Regions from separate parts of the Mus musculus genome. Here region 1 is linked to region 2. The links are chromatin loops, found by intact Hi-C in ENCODE. Cell type or tissue: left cerebral cortex. All regions are shown on one strand. Links, peaks and the distances in the headings refer to the core of each region. The heading gives the core; the rest is flanking DNA. Region 1 overlaps Nup160 (nucleoporin 160). Region 2 overlaps Ckap5 (cytoskeleton associated protein 5).

Region 1 (8,338 bases), core at 107-8,106, 870 kb before region 2:
TTCTCATAACTTGCCTTCATGTCTGACAACCTGAATCAGATCTTCAGGACATACACAGTAGAAGAGAACCTCCTTAAAATTGTTCTCTGAGTGACCTTGCACATGTTACAACATACACGAATACTAAGTAAATAAGAAATTAAATTAATGAAATTAAATACGCCCGGGCTTGTAATAGATATTTAATCACAGCATTCAGAGGCTGAAGCAAGAGGATTGCCATGGTTTTAAGGCCACACTGAGGGACATCATAAGACTGTCCAGAAGGAAAAAAGTGGAATAAACTCACTTTTTGTCACAAGTCATTTGAGAAACTCATGCACTCAACTGGAATTTTCTGGATTTTGTTGTTTTGTTTGGGCTACATTCAACAGTACACATTTTACTTTGCTACTTAGTATATACTTTTGTAATGATAGATATATAACAGGATAAATTTTTAACAGGATAAATATATAACAGGATAGATAGTTTTTTTAATAAAACATTTATTTTTACTATAACAGATACCACAGTAAATTGGTGAATTCTAATTCTTTAGGGAGTTATTGTGGCTTTAAGTTCTATTGTGGTTTTTGTTTGTTTGTTGTTTTTTGAGACAGACTCTGTAGTTTCACTGGCTGAACTGGAACTTAGAGATCCAAGTGCTGGGATTAAAAGTGTGCAACATTTTTTTAATTTTGGTCTTCATACAAACACATTTGCACTGTCACTGAACTATACCTTCATCCCCTACATAGACCTTTTATTTTTATTTGTTAAGATTTATTTTTGTGTGTCCATATGTGTTTGTGTGAGTATGCACACACATGTGGACAGGTGACATAGAGTCTAGAAGATGTCAGGTTCCTTGGAGCTGAAGTTAGCGAGCTGTCTGGTACAAGGGATGGGACCCAGTTTCCGTAAGTCTTCTTATCTGCTAAGCCATCCCCAGCCCCCCTACATATTTCATACACCTCTTTTTCTCAGAAGACAAGCCAGTGTTTACTTTTTTCCCTTATAGCTTGCTTGTGACACTGGGACTATAACTTAGTGGTAAAACTACCTACAATGGGTAAAGTCCTAGGTTTATATCCCCACTACTGGCGGAAAAAATTATAATTTTCTCTTTCTAAAAATAACATTTTTTAAAGCTAGGCATGGTGGCACATGCTTCTCATCCCAGCACTTGGAAGGCAAGGACAGGCCAATCTGAGTTTGAGGCCAGCCTGGCCTGCATAGTTCCAAGACAACCAAAGCTATATCAATAGGTCTTGTCTCAAAAAAAAACTTTTTTTAAAAAGCGGCTAAAGGAGGGTGGTGACAAGATGACTAAGTGGGTCCCAGTGTTTGCATCCATGCCTGACAGCCTGAGCTCGGTTCCTAGAACCAATTCCTGCAGGTTGTCCTCCACACACACTTGAATCCTCATACATACACTAAATAAATGTAAAAAGATTTTAACTTACTGTGAGTACTTGCCTACTTATGACACACAGGACATTGCATTGTCAGTACACAGTGAATTTTCTTTAGTAAAAATTGTCAAAATATTATTTATAAGTATCTTGTGCCTTAATTTCTTTGTTTTTGTTTAGTCTTTTCATCTAGTGTAAGGGATTGAATCCAAGGCCTTGCACACTTAAGTCAGTGACTCTACCACTGAACTAAACCTAGACTTCAACTGTCATTTACGAAAAATACTTTTATATGTTTATATATAATTTATACATAGTATTTATATTTTGTATATTATGTATTTTAAATTTGCACACGTGTGTGGGAAGTTTTTGATGGGAGTAAAGTTTCAATTTTACAAAATGCAGCGTCCTGCATATGGGTAGCACAGCAATGTCATATATATAAACTGCATCTTTTTTTTACGATTGATTTATTTAATTTATGTATATGAGTATACTGTAGCTGTCTTCAGACACACCAGAAGAGGGCATCAGATCCCATTACAGATGGTTGTGAAGTTGCTGGGAATTGAACTCAGGACCTCTGGAAGACCAGTTAGTACTCTTAACAGCTGAGCCATCTCTTCAGCCCCCTATAAACTGCATTCTTAAAAATGGTTAAGATGGAAACTGTTATATTTTAGTTAAGCTTGGTGGCACACACCTGTATTTGCAGCACTCAGAGACAGGAGGATTGTGAATTCTCTCCTTAGAAGAATAACATGGTGATTGTATGAAGTAATGATCTGTTAACTTGCTTTTCAACAGTTCTGCGTTTTCCAGTTGGTGAGCACTGAGAATAATCGCTATAGTTTAGATCACATTTCTTCCCTGTTCACTTCTCAGGTAAGTTAAACCGTCCTGTGCATTTCACACAGGTGCAGGAAGGAAGTGTTGGCTATACCCTGGGGAGGTTGCTTGCCCGGTAACCATAGCTTTTTTTTTTCTTTTTTTTTTTTAATCTGAGACAGGGTCATTTAAACACAGGAGTTTCAAACCAACTTAGCAACTTTCTGTAATTGCCAAGTAGAGTCTCACAGAGACTGTCTCAAAATTCCTTACCCCCATTCTGTTATCATAGGATTATATTCTTTTTTTTGTTTTAAAGATTTATTTATTATATGTAAGTACACTGTAGCTGTCTTCAGACACACCAGAAGAGGGCAACAGATCTCATTACGGATGGTTGTGAGCCACCATGTCGTTGCTGGGATTTGAACTCAGGATCTTTGGCAGAGCAGTCAGTGCTCTTAACTGCTGAGCCATCGCTCCAGCCCCAGGGTTATAGTCTTAAGGTACTTCATATATAGACAGTTGAGAGCCCAGCATGTGGGTGTTGGGAATTGAGCCAGAGTATTTTGTGAGAGCAGCCAGTGCTCTGAAGCACTGAGCCATCTCTCCAGCCCCTCTTCATGCATAGAAACAGTTTAAGTTGGATTTTATCAAGTTCATGGGGCATGTTGTGCTGTCATGCATTTTGTTCTCTTGTCAATACAAACTTAGTCTCTGCTCCCTTTTCTTTCTTACTTTTTCCCATTTCTTCCTAGGAGACACTAGTCGATTTTGCCTTAACCTCAACGGATATCTGGGCCCTGTGGCATGATGCTGAGAACCAAACAATTGTGAAATATATCAACTTCGAACAGTATGGAATATTTAACCTTTCTCTTCCTATGTTACCCTAGGCAGCACCATACTGAGATGAGACCTTTTCTGTGTAGAGCCAAATACTTAGTTCAAAGGATTCTGATGTGTTTGTCTGGATTTTGTGGAAATCAAATATGCTTAGGATTGAGCTAAGATAAAATAGCATATTTCTTAGGAGAGGTACCCCCAAAACAGTAGCAGTAATTTGGAATCTCATTGCTAATACTCTAATGTCCTCATGCCCACAACTTAACAAAAACATTGAAGTTCTTTTTTATTCTCAATCTTCTTAAATAAAGATCAAAGATAGATTGAATTAGTATGATTATTTGAAACTTTTTAAAACAGGAAACTTTTTTCCTCCTGAGAAAATGAGCTTCAGGGCTCAGAATCCGGCTCAGTGAGTGCCTTCCTTGCACTCAGAGCCCAGCACCTCATACAAGCATGGTTGCAGTTCCAGAAGGAAGGAAGTAGAGGCAAGAGGGTTAGAAATCCAAGGCCATCTTCAGCTACATAGTGAGTTCAGGGCTCCCCTGCAATATGTGATACCTTTAGGGAGGGAGAGGGAGAAGGAGAGGATGAGTAAGAAGCGAAAATGAGCTATAGAACAAAACTAGTATTTTAGGATGAAAAGTTGTATTGCACAATTTTTTAAAAAAGATTTATTTATTTATTATATGTGAGTACACTAGCTATCTTCAGACACTTCGGAAGAGGGTGTCAGATCTTGTTACAGATGGTTGTGAGCCATCATGTGGTTGCTGGGATTTGAACTCAGGACCTTCGGAAGAGCAGTCGGTGCTCTTAACCACTGAGCCATCTCATCAGCCCTTGTATTGCACAATTTTATGTTTTGATAACCTCTACTTTTAAATATACTTTACTTATTGTACATTGGTTTACTTTTAACTTTTTAGCTGTGGTCTCAGAGAAATGGCTCAACAATTAAGACTCAGACTGCTGCTCTTAGAAAGTGTTGAAGTTGAGTCCCAGCACCCCTATAGGGTGGCTTATAACTAACTGCCTGGGACTCCAGCTACAGAGGGTCATAGCCCTCTTGCTTCCCAGGACACGTACAGTCCCATGGACACACACATACCATATATGTGATTCAAAAATAATGTTAAATTGTTTTGGTTCTCAAGGGTTTCTCTGAATATCCCTGACTGTCCTGGAACTCCTATAGACCAGGCTGACCTCAAACTCAGATCCACTGCCTCTGCCTCCCCAGTGTTGGGGTTAAAAGTGTGCACCACAGCACTGAGCTTAATCTAAACAAATTTTATATTTACAAATATATTTCTAAACAGAGTTTAACTTTTTCTTTTTCTTTCTCTCTTTTTTTTTTTTTTTTGGTTTTTCGAGACAGGGTTCCTCTGTATAGCCCTGGCTGTCCTGGAACTCACTTTGTAGACCAGGCTGGCCCCGAACTCAGAAATCCACCTGCCTCTGCCTCCCAAGTGCTGGGATTAAAGGCGTGCGCCACCACGCCCGGCTTTAAACTTTTTCTTATTAAAATACATAACCACTGAAACTCTTCATTCGCCTTTGGCTAAGATCAAGTGTGAAGCATCTCCTTGTAAGATTCCTTTAAGAACCACTTAAACAAATTGAACCCTCAACACTAAACTTCAGAGTAGAACTACAAGGTCTATTCTGATCCTGAGCCAGACCTTGAAAAATACTAGTTTAGTTCTTATGGGTATCATTCAAAACCATGAGCTTGGAGCTGAGCCCAGAAGTACATTGAGTGATTGAAGCCACTTAGGGCTACAGGGTACAACCACAGCTTATCAAACAAGAAGGCCCGGGCTCTGGATTCAGGGTTTCAAGCAGCTTACCAGCATGAAAGACCTTAAAAGGACTCATTTCCTCAGCTACAGATTGAAGGTAATACATTCTTGAAGGAGATTGTAAGGCAAACATGAATAGAATAGTGTCAAGAATAGCATCTTACATAATATCTAGTAAATTTAAGTACATAGTAAAAATCAGCTGTTTGTAGATTTATATTTCAGGTTTTAAATTGAGGATGCTTCCTGTTAAACATAGAACTTTGGGTCTGGGAGATGGCTCATTTGGCAGTGTTTGCGATGAATTTATGGCGACCTGAGTTTTGATCCCCAGCTCCTATGTAAAAGCAAGTCAGTCAGGCAGTGCAGGCTTAGAATGTCTGGTGCCCTGGTAAGGCAGACATGAGGGTTTCTGAGCTTAGCTAAATTGATGAACTCTGGATTCAGAGAAAACCCTGTCTCAAAAAACTCAGGTCAGGGGCTAGTGAAGTAGCTCAGTAAGTGGAAGTGCTTGCTGTGGGGGCTAACAACCAGAGGGAGTCTCCAGAACTCGTGCTAGAAGGCTAAAGCAGACGTTTGGAAGAGTCCCTCTGACCTCCATACAGCTATTGTGGCACCTGTGTAACTGCTTTCACCACACGATAATAATAATAATAAAATACGTGGATCATTTAAAACAAGGTGGAGAACAGTTGAGGAAGACATTGAGCATTGAGTCCTGGCCTCCACAAGGACATGCACACCTTTACACCCGCGCAGACACACAGAGAGTAAGAACAGATGTAAGGACAGAAAACTGCTTAGTAATAAAGTTGTGGTTGGTTGCGATGGGTTCTCTGATGAGGCCGTTCCTGCTCAGATACTGCCAAAGTGTGTAGACAGTTTTTGGTAAACTTTTGAACGTTTTTTCTGTAGTAATGTTGCAGGTCAGTGGAATCCAGTGTTTATGCAGCCTCTACCAGAAGAAGAAATTGTCATCAGAGACGATCAAGACCCCAGAGTAAGTATGTTAACTGTTATTGTAGGAACCACTTGCATTAGTTTTTACCCTGAGGTCATTTGACCCAACTGAAGTGGTGGCGCATGCCTTTAATCCCAGAGGCAGGTGGATTTCTGAGTTTGAGGCCCACCTGGTCTACAAAGTGAGTTCCAGGACACCCATGGCTATACAGAGAAACCCTGTCTGGAAAAAAGGAAAAAAAAAGTTTCTAGTTGATCCTTAGTGAGCTAAGCTGAAATGAGTAGGATTTTCACTCCTGGAAACCCACTTTAAGTATCTGAAATTGAATGGTGTTCGAGTGTTACTCCTTAGAGCTCCTTGGAAATGGTTACTTATTACTACTTTATTAATAACAACTGGCGGCACACCCTGATGTTAGCCTTTTGTTCCACTGTACTCATGTTATCACCACCGAGAAGCTCAGCAGAAGGAAAGAACCTGGTCACTCAGACTTGATGCTTAGAAGCAAATCTGGTTCAAGACTTGTTAAAATAGTGAGGCACGCCGGGCGTGGTGGCGCAGGCCTTTAATCAGCACTCGGGAGGCAGAGGCAGGCGAATTTCTGAGTTTGAGGCCAGCCTGGTCTACAGAGTGAGTTCGAGGACAGCCAGGGCTATACAGAAAAACTCTGTCTCAAAGGAAAAAAAAAAAAATAGTGAGGCAGCATGGCAGTTTTCTATTCTAGTCTATATACTCTTGTGAGTTTTCTGCACTTTAAATTTTGATTTAGCTTACCTGTTGTCACTTTCTTTTATATGTGAGTCCTTGTGAAGATGGTTTTGAAATCAACTTGTTCTAACTGCTCTTTACCCTGTCACCACCAGGCTGGGTCCACCCTTTGTATTTAAGATTGACAGCTGGCACCTTTGTTTTTCAGTGGTACCCAGTAGTGTTCTATAAAAATGTGTACCATTCAGGCGGATATAGCAGCTTGACCCCCAGAGCATTGCAGTCTCCACTGACACTGTAAAAGCATGTCTCTGCAGTGCAGCTTGTTGTTGCTCAAGTGTAGAAGGGCAGAGTGTCCAGTTCCTGGGGTAGAAATCCACATGCTGGGTTCACACGATTCCTTTGTATTTTTCCCAGCTTCATCTCTTTCAGAATCATAATAGCTTTTGTTTTAATTTTCTAATAGGAAATGTATTTGCGGAGCCTTTTTACACCAGGACACTTCATAAATGCAGCTTTATGTAAAGCTTTACAGGTAAGCAAGAAAATATCTAATGTTTACTTCGAATTATTCCTGATTGTGTTGCTAGATTGTATAATTGAGTGTGTGTGTGTGTGTGTGTTTATAAATACTATTGTAATTTGTTTTAACATTCTTTACACAAAATAAGAATCCTGGCTGAGAGATAGGAGTAGGAAATGCTTTCCCAAGTAATTAGGGGAGCATGCCACAGTCCAGATTGTATGCCAACACTATTGTAAACAGAAATTACTCTTCACTGCTTGTAAGCTTTATCCTTGAAAGAGATTCAAAGATTAGTTTTTAGGTTATTTATGATTGGTTATATGTTGTTTATACCCTTTTGTTAGTATAGTGAGTGGCCAAGTTCTGGGTGCAAAGTATAGGTGACTCAGAATATTTTAGCTTCAAGCTATGTGTGATAATGCATGACCACAATCCCAAGATTCAGGAGGCCGAAGCAGAAGAGTAGTGAATTAGAGGCAGCTGTCTGTATTGCATAGTGAAACTGTCTCAGAAAATATTTTGTTTTCAGTCATGACTTAAACGTTGTTTACTATTTTACAAAAAGTGTTTTTTGTTATTTGTTGTGTAGTTTTTGAGGCAGACCATGAACTTTTGATCCTTCTGCCTCCACCTCCCTGTAGTTGGGATTAATTGTGTACACAGCAGATCCACTTAAGATCCTTACCATTGCCGGGTGTAGTGGCGCACACCTTTTATCCCAGCACTCAGGAGGCAGAGGCAGGTGGATTTCTGAGTTCGAGGCCAGCCTGGTCTACAAAGTGAGTTCCAGGACAGCCAGGGCTATACAGAGAAACCCTCTCTCAAAAAACCAAAAAAAAAAAAATCCTTACTATTTTTCTAAATATGAATGAACAATTTCTCTTCTACTTTCTTCTCTTCCCCTTTCTTGTTATTGTGAGTTTTTTTGGTTTTTTAAGATTTATTTTATTTTGTGTTATGAGTGTTTGACTGCATGTGTATCTGTGTACCACATGCCTCCTGTGCCTGAGGAAGTGGTGAACATCTCTATGGGTACAGAGACTTGAACTACTAGTCCTTTGCAAGAACCACAGCAAGTGCTATTAACACTGAACCAATTCTGCACGTCCTTTTGTGTGTGTATATGGGGGTGGGGGAGACAGGGTTTCGTTGTGGTAGCCTTGGCTATCCTAGAACCAGCTCTGTAGTCCAGGCTGGCCTTGAACTCCCAGAGATCCACCACCACCTCCTGCCCGGTTCTGTGTTTTAAAGACAATCTGACTAT
Region 2 (8,338 bases), core at 5-8,004:
AGGAATGGTCACAGTGAGGTTTGCGATAACCACAGCAGTTTGTATTAATGCTTGTATGGTGTAAATTTACAGCAGAGCTGTTGCCCTGTGTCCTTTGGAAATATGTTTGTTTGGTTTTTCTGTTCCAAAGTAACGACAATAGACCTCCAGCTTCTCTGTACATTGTGCAGTACAGGCAGCCATGTGTCCCTAGGGAGGGTCAAGGATTTGTTATGTTGGTTTTTCCTTTTGTGTTTCTTGATGCTAGGTTTTATTCCAGAGCCTCAGTATGTGCTGGGTAAGCACTTTACCACTGAGCTGCATCCCCACTCAGTATGCCCTTCTCACTCTTTTTTGTTTCTTTCTTTTCCTTCTCTCCCTTCAACAACAACAGCAGCAAGAGTACCACATAGTGGAGGCTTATAAATTCATAATTATTAAGATTTTCTTCTTTTGTAAGAAATAAAACTGGTTACCTATTGGTATAATATTTTTTGAAGAGTTATTTTGAAGATATATTTTCATTTCTAGTACCCCTTTCTCTACCGGGTTATGACTTTTCTTTTGTTTTTCACCTTTACAGGTTGTTGGAAAGGACACCAATGTCATGTTGGTAGCTTTGGCAGCAAAATGTCTTACTGGCTTAGCTGTTGGGCTCAGAAAGAAATTTGGACAATATGCAGGACATGTAAGTAATATTCTATTTAGATGTAAGTCTGAAAAATTATCAGAAATGGTAGGCTAGTTTGTTTTATATTTTAAAACAGCTCTTGGCATAGATCTTTGTGTTGGCCAGGCGGGGGTGGCGCATGCCATTAATCCCAGCACATGGGAGGCAGAGACAGGTGGATTTCTGAGTTCGAGGCCAGCCTGGTCTACAGAGTGAGTTCTAGGACAGCCAGGGCTACACAGAGAAACCCTGTCTTGAAAAAACAAAACCAAAAATCTTTGTGTTGGACGAAGTAAACACCTCACTGGTTTCATATATATTTTCAGTCTAGCTCTTCCCAAGACTTGTGTAAAAATTAGACACTTGGCCTGAAGTACTTAGTTGACTTGTTTGCTTATTATTTACTTAGTATATCCTTCTTTGCTTTTATAAATATGAAATACATGTAGTTGAAATAAAATTGTAAAACCTGTGGGGTTTTGCATTATTGCTCTAGTGGAAACATCTACTTAGCATGCATAAAGTCCTGGGTTGTCTTTCCAACCACTTTGACCCTAGGGGGAAAATGTTTATAGTAAACCATAAATTAGGTATCAATCAAGTTTAGTAATAGAGTTTAATAAATTGAGATGTTTTCTTTAACTATGACAGGTATTGGTAGCCTCTGAATTACCTAAAATGAGTTATCATTCTGAAATTTTAGCAGTTGTCGGTTTTATTGTTAATATGTAGCCTTACTGGAGACTGCTAATTCATGTATTAAAGATAGTTTCTGAGAACTAAAACTAAAGTAGATACTAACAAATAAAAATGACTTGTGCTGCCTATTATTATGGAAATAAAATAAAGTCCTAGCTGTTTGTGGTGGTGCACATCTTTAATCCCAGTTTGAAATTCTGAGGCAGATCTCTGAATTTCAAGCTAACCTGATCTTCAGAGTAAGTTTCAGGGCAGCCAGGGCTACACAGAGAATCCTGTCTTAAAAAACAAAAAGAACCAAGCAAATGAAAAAAACTATTTCTGGGGAGGCAAGGGTGGGATGAAGTCTCTGTATCCCTGGCTCCCGACTGAAAACTACTTTTAAAATTGACATTAATTTGCTAAGCAATGGTTGAGTGATTGATTGCCTTCCCTTCTAGCCTGAGTTTTTACTGGTTCTGTTTAACTTACTGTCTAGCTAAGATGGTTCTATCTGCTTAATTTGGGATTTTTTTTCCTTTTTAAAAATTATATGTAAGCCGGGTGTGGTGCCGCATGCCTTTAATCCCAGCACTCGGGAGGCAGAGGCAGGCGGATTTCTGAGTTCGAGGCCAGCCTGGTCTACAAAGTGAGCTCCAGGACAGCCAGGGCTATACAGAGAAACCCTGTCTCGAAAAAACAAAAAAACAAAAAAATTATATGTAATAAATTGTCAGACAAATGGCAGGGCAGTTAAGAGCACTTCCTACTCCTGTGGGGAATATTCCATATAAATGGACTATTAGAATGTGTGGTCATCCGTGACTGGCTTGCTTTCACTTAGCTTAATTTTGAAAATTTTGAATCAGCTATACTATAGTGTATATTAGGACTTCATTCTTGCTTTTTAATATTACTTATATGTGTATGAGTGTTTTGACTGCGTGTATGTCTGTGTACCACACGAGTACCTGGTGCCTGTGGAGGTCAGAGAGAGCATTATAACTCCTGGAACTGTAGTTAAGGATAGCTGTGAGCTATGATGTGGGTGCTGGGAACCAAACGGGTCCTGTTCATGAGCAGCATGTGTTCTTAAACTGCTAAGCTATCTTGTCTCGCTGTCCCCTACAGTACTTCGTGTATACTTGTTAGAGTATTAGTGTAGCTGTTCATCTTTTACAGGTTGTGCCAACAATTTTGGAAAAATTCAAAGAAAAGAAGCCTCAAGTGGTACAAGCCCTGCAGGAGGCAATTGATGCAATCTTCCTCACTGTAAGTTGATGGCATGGAACTTTCGGTTTTGTCTTAATACATGTTGTCACTGTAATAATTTGACAATTTAAAGTTGAAAAAGCTCATTGCCATTTTCTTCTAAAGACCACACTACAGAACATCAGTGAGGATGTCTTAGCAGTAATGGATAATAAAAATCCCACCATCAAGCAGCAGACATCACTTTTTATTGCAAGAAGCTTTCGTCACTGCACTTCCTCTACATTGCCGAAGAGTCTACTAAAACCCTTTTGTGCTGCTCTACTTAAGGTAATTGGGGGTAGTTTATTTATATATTTTTTGTTGTTGTTGTTGTTGTTGTTGTTGTTGTTTTTTCGAGACAGGGTTTCTCTGTGTAGCCCTGGCTGTCCTGGAGCTCACTTTGTAGACCAGGCTGGCCTCGAACTCAGAAATCCGCCTGCCTCTGCCTCCCGAGTGCTGGGATTAAAGGCGTGCGCCACCACGCCCGGCTATATATTTTTTCTACTAGTTATATATAATGACTTTAATGCTATAGATTGTGATCTTTAAATGAACAAACACTCTGAACCCAAGATATGTAGCTGTCATGTTCTACCTTTGAAGGATAACAGGTTCGCCAAGAATAAGCATCAAACTAGAGTGTGTGAAGGTCATTGGGAATAGGGCATTTTAGATAAAAGGTAAAAGGAAAAGAAAACATGGTGAGTTGGCAAGATGGCTCAGAGGGTGAAGACTGGCCACATAGTAACCTAAGTTAATTCCCCAGATCTCCTTTAAAGGTGAAGGAAGAGACATTCATATATGCATAAATGTACACATAGCGTGTGTGTATATATGTAAACAATGTTTAAAGCACTTACAGAGGATGGAGAAATAGCTCAGCAGTTAAGAGCTGCTCTTGTAAAGAATCCAGGCATGGTTCCTGGCACCTCCATGGTGGTTCACAATCATCTGTGACTTTAGTTCTCAGGGCTCCAGCTCCCTCTTCTGAGACCTCTGTGGGGACCAGGCATGCACATGGTACACATGCATACATGCATACAAAACATTCTTATACATCAAAGAAAGTAATTTACATTTAAAAAATGACATTTACAGTGCCAGGCGTGGTGGCGTATGCCTTTAGTCCCAGCACTTGGGAGGCAGAGAAAGGTGGATTTCTGAATTCGAGGCCAGCCTGGTCTACAGAGTGAGTTCCAGGACAGCCAGGGCTATACAGAGAAACCCTGTCTCGAAAAACAAAAACAAAAAATTGACATTTACTTGGTGAATAACTAAATTATTATTTGAGTTAGTTAACTAGGTAAATTAACTAAAGATTTCTGAAATCCAGAAAAAAATGTGGAAGATTAACTGTTAATTGGCAAAAGAAAAGCTTGCAGTAAACCTCAGTAAATTATAACGGGAAAATTCTCACCCAGCAACTATAGTTCTGAATAAAAGTCGTAGTAACTATAGAGTTCATTGTATTAAACATCATTTACTTCTGTGTAGCACATCAATGATTCTGCTCCTGAAGTCAGAGATGCTGCATTTGAAGCACTGGGTACAGCTTTGAAGGTGGTTGGTGAGAAATCAGTAAACCCATTTTTAGCTGATGTTGACAAACTCAAACTTGATAGGGTAAGTTAGTAATGGTTGTCTCTTTGCATTGCATTTTGCAAACCTACCTTATCCCTCTCTGTTGAACTGTTGTATAATGATAGATTCTGAAGAGGTGACAGACACTGAATTCAGTTGCCCTCAGTGATGAGCCACCATGTTCTAGTGGACAGTTTCATGACCCTGGTTAAATTCAGTATGTCACAGAACAGTACAGAAAGGCATGAATGTTGAAAAGGGTGCATGTATGGAAGAGGGTGAGTAATACGGATGAGAGAAAGTTAAGAGTAGATAAGTATGCCAGTAATTACAATATACTGTATGTGTGTGAGTGTGTGTATTTATATATGAATCCATCAAAAAGTAAAAGATAATAAAATTTCAGAGTAGTACTTAACATGATTTTGTGAATTTTTGTTTATTTATTGCTAGTTTCTTTTTTTGTTGTTATTGTGGGTTTTTTGTTTGTTAAACAATTTCAAGACTGGGTTTCTCAAGTAGCTCTGCCTGTTCTAGAATTCGCTCTGTATACCAGGCTAGCCTCGAACTCAGAGATCTGTATACCCCTGCCTCCCTCCCAAGTGCTAGAAGTAAAGGCATGTACCACCAAGCTTGGTTCATGCTTGCCTGTTTCTGTAGGGAAAAAAAAATTTCTGTCCCAAACATGTGCATGTATTTGAAATTAGTTCTGGAGGGTGCTCCCTGGGCATTTTTTGTTACTAATTTTGTCCTTTCTGTATTACTAAAAAAACAAAAACAAAACAAAACAAAAACCACTGATAATTGACATCAGTTCTTCAGTTTATTCTCTAATGACATTTCAGAACAAATTTGTTGACATTTTAATCTTAGTTACAGTGATACAATAGTAAAAATATCTTTCCAATTATAACCTAACCAACACTGAATAACTAATCTATAGAGAATGTAATACAGAAATGTCTTTCTTTAGTGTAAATATCTTTCATCAAAATCATGGCTGTTTAGGTACTTTTGTAATTTTACTTTATGAAAAAATAAAACACATATATGCACTGCCAAGAAAATTACAGATAAGAATTACAAAAAAAACCAACAATATTTTCTGATTTTTTTTTTTGGTATGGTTGTGGCTTAATGACTTCTAAGTAATAATGTAATGGTTATGTTTTAAAGTTATTGGAATATAATGATATTCATATTGCTTTCTCTAGATCAAAGAATGTTCAGAAAAAGTAGAACTGGTTCATGGTAAAAAATCTGGACTTGCAACTGAAAAGAAGGAATCCAAGCCTCTACCTGGAAGGGCTGCAGCATCAGGGGCTGCAGGGGACAAAGACACAAAAGATGTTTCAGGACCCAAACCAGGACCGTTAAAAAAAACACCTACTGCTAAGGTTAATATTTGTGACAAGGTCTTACTTCGTAATCCATGCTGGTCTGAAGCTTGCTATGTAGCCTAGGATGCTTTGAAATCAGTCATCCTTGTACTTCAATCTCCCAAGTGCTGGAGTTGCTGATGTGTGCTACCACACTTGGCTTAAAAGATGGCTTAAAAATTAGAATTTAGTAAGATAAGAGACTAGGTTTCATATTCATGGTATTCTTCCAATATGTCTTAATTTGAGAAATGGATTCCTTGGCTACATGGCAAATCTTAATAAAGACATAGTATTATAACTACACTTTTTCTTTATAACCTGCCTATAAGGTGGCAAGTTGACTTAGTGGATAAAAGAGCTTGCTCCAAGTCTGATAACCAGAATTCAATCTCTCATATTCACACGATGGAAGGAGAAAAAAATTAATGAACAAGGATACACCCACACTCTACGTTAATAATGTAATTTTTTTTCTTTAAAACTATGACTAAGAGCAAGGTAGTGATGGTACATGCCATTAATCCCAGCCCTTGGGAGCCAACCTGGTCTATGGGGTGAGTTCCAGAACAGCCAAGGCTCCACAGAAATGTGTCTCAAAAATACCTAAACTGCCAGGCAGTGGTGGCGCACACCTTTGATCCCAGCACTTGGGAGGCAAAAGCAGGTGGGTTTCTTAGTTCGAGGCCAGCCTGGTCTATAAAGTGAGTTCTAGGACAGGCAGGGCTACACAGAGAAACCCTGTCTCGAAAAAAACAGAAAAACAAAAAACACCTAAACAAAACAAGAAGAGTAAATATCTGACTAGGAATAAAAATAGTAGTAACATGCCTTATTTTTTTTAAAAAAACGGTAAACATTTTAATCACTTCTTTTTTTAAGTTTACAGCTTAGACTATAGAGATAGCTCATTTACATAGCCAAGGTTGATGACCTGATCACCAGGACATATGTGATGAAAATAAAGACTTCCTCTCCAAGGAAGGAAAACTTGATTCTTCAAGTCTTCATCTGACCTTCAAATAGTGTGTCTGTCTGCTCCATCCCATGATCCTTCAGCCCCCAGAATAAAAGATCAGAGATGTTTGCCATCAGTATTGGTGACCTGAGGTCAGTGCTTAGATCCCATGGTGAAAGAAGAGAATCAGGCCCTCAAAGCTTGTTGCCTGACTTCCACACATGAGCTCTGGAGTGGGTGTACACCCATACGAACAATAGCGATAAATATAAAGATTTAAAAATAGTGCTATTAGAGGCAATGAAGACCCAACTTTTAATCTCAAATTAATCTGTAAATATAGTATAATTCCAGATGGTTTTTTTTTTGTTGTTGTCATTGTTTGAGACAGGGTCTCTTTATATAGCCCTGAATGTCCTGGAACTATGTAGACTAGGCTGACCTACAACTTAGAGATCCAACTGAGTCTCCCTCTGCCTCATCCTGAATGCTGGAATTAAAGCATGTATTTCTGTGCCTGACCCCTCCAGATTTTTGTTTTTCAAGACAGGGCTTCTTTGTCTAGTAGTCTTGGTTGTCTTGAAACTCTGTACACCATGCTGTCCTCTAATTCAGAGATCCTGCCTTTGCCTCATGAGTGCTAGGATTAAAGGAATGTGTCACCACTGCTAGGCTCCAGTTTATTTTTTATAAAGACTTTATGTATGCATGTGAGGTGGTGGTTGTCTATGGAGGCCAGAATGGTGTTCAGAAGTTTGAGACAATTATCCTTCTGATATGGTTGTTTGGAACTGAGAAACAGTCCTCTTTAAGAGGAGCAAATGCTTTTAAGCACTAAGCCATCTCTCCAGCTAGACCCCAGTTCATCATTTTTATTTCATTTGTTTTATTATTTTTTATGTATTTTATATATACACAAATGCTCTATCTTCGTGTATATCTGCATTCCTGAAAAGGGGATCAGATGTCATTATAGATGGTTACTGGGAATTGCACTCAGGATCTTGTTGTTGTTGTTGTTTGGTTTGTGGGGGATGAGGTTTCTCTGGGTAGCCCTAGCTGTCCTGAAACTCTTTTGGGTAGACCAGGCTGACCTTAAACTCACAGACCCTCTGTCTCTACCTCTCTGCCTCTCTGCCTCTCTGCCTAGTACCTGCTCAGCTACATGTTTTCGATTGTTTTATTAACAAAAATTTTAATATGCAGCCTGCAAATTAGCCAAATATTCCATGGATGGTCAATGTTGTGGTAATTCTGTGGACAATAAACTTTTGTTTACTTTTAAGGTGATATCATTTTAATAAGATCTTTAAGAGTCAAAATATGTAAAAACAAAACAAAAATTGCTTTTATAAAATTGTAAGTAGTTTGTGGTTTTAAATTTTTCTTTTAGGCTGGTGGACCATCTAAGAAAGGTAAAACAACTGCACCAGGTGGCTCAGCAAGTGCCGGGACAAAGAATAAGAAAGGATTGGAGACCAAAGAAATAGTGGAGCCAGAACTCTCAGTAAGTATTACACAGGAAAGAGATAAAGGCCCCAAGGGGATTGGAGGTCTTCCTGAGTTCTTTAACATAACAGTAAATTTGCAGGGCAGTGATGACTCATGCCTTTAATCCCAGCATGCTTTTAATTGGGAGGCAGAGCCAGGCAGATTTCTGTGTTCAAGGCCAGCCTGGTCTACAGAGTTAGTTCCAGGACAGCCAGGACTACAGAGAAACCCTGTCTTCGAAAACCAAAATACAAACAAAAAAACCATACAATATATTCATATCTTTTAGCTACTGCAGACTCAAATGCTGTAGTTACTGTAAGGCTATTTTAGTTTTAGCTGGGTTTC

What was found. Peaks named below come from ENCODE experiments on the same cell type or tissue, not always from the same donor. Only the 100,000 strongest peaks of a DNase experiment are listed, where the experiment ranks them.
Region 1: it touches region 2 in a loop (5-fold over the local background); 4 of 42 quality-filtered maps call a loop at or near these places.

The regions. Positions count from the first base shown.
Region 1 is chr2:90,690,846-90,699,183 of GRCm38, forward strand. Nup160 (nucleoporin 160) reads left to right here. Exons shown (of 37, transcript NM_021512.2): 9 at 2,208-2,285; 10 at 2,987-3,084; 11 at 5,795-5,879; 12 at 7,015-7,083. Among named protein-coding and RNA genes, the nearest start is that of Nup160, 18 kb to the left of the region's middle. In left cerebral cortex, for the core only: no CTCF peak of the experiment used is centred there; no DNase peak of the experiment used is centred there.
Region 2 is chr2:91,560,245-91,568,582 of GRCm38, forward strand. It overlaps Ckap5 (cytoskeleton associated protein 5), which reads left to right. Exons shown (of 44, transcript NM_001165989.2): 9 at 563-667; 10 at 2,510-2,599; 11 at 2,705-2,869; 12 at 4,076-4,204; 13 at 5,377-5,559; 14 at 7,893-8,006. Among named protein-coding and RNA genes, the nearest start is that of Snord67, 32 kb to the right of the region's middle. In left cerebral cortex, for the core only: no CTCF peak of the experiment used is centred there; no DNase peak of the experiment used is centred there.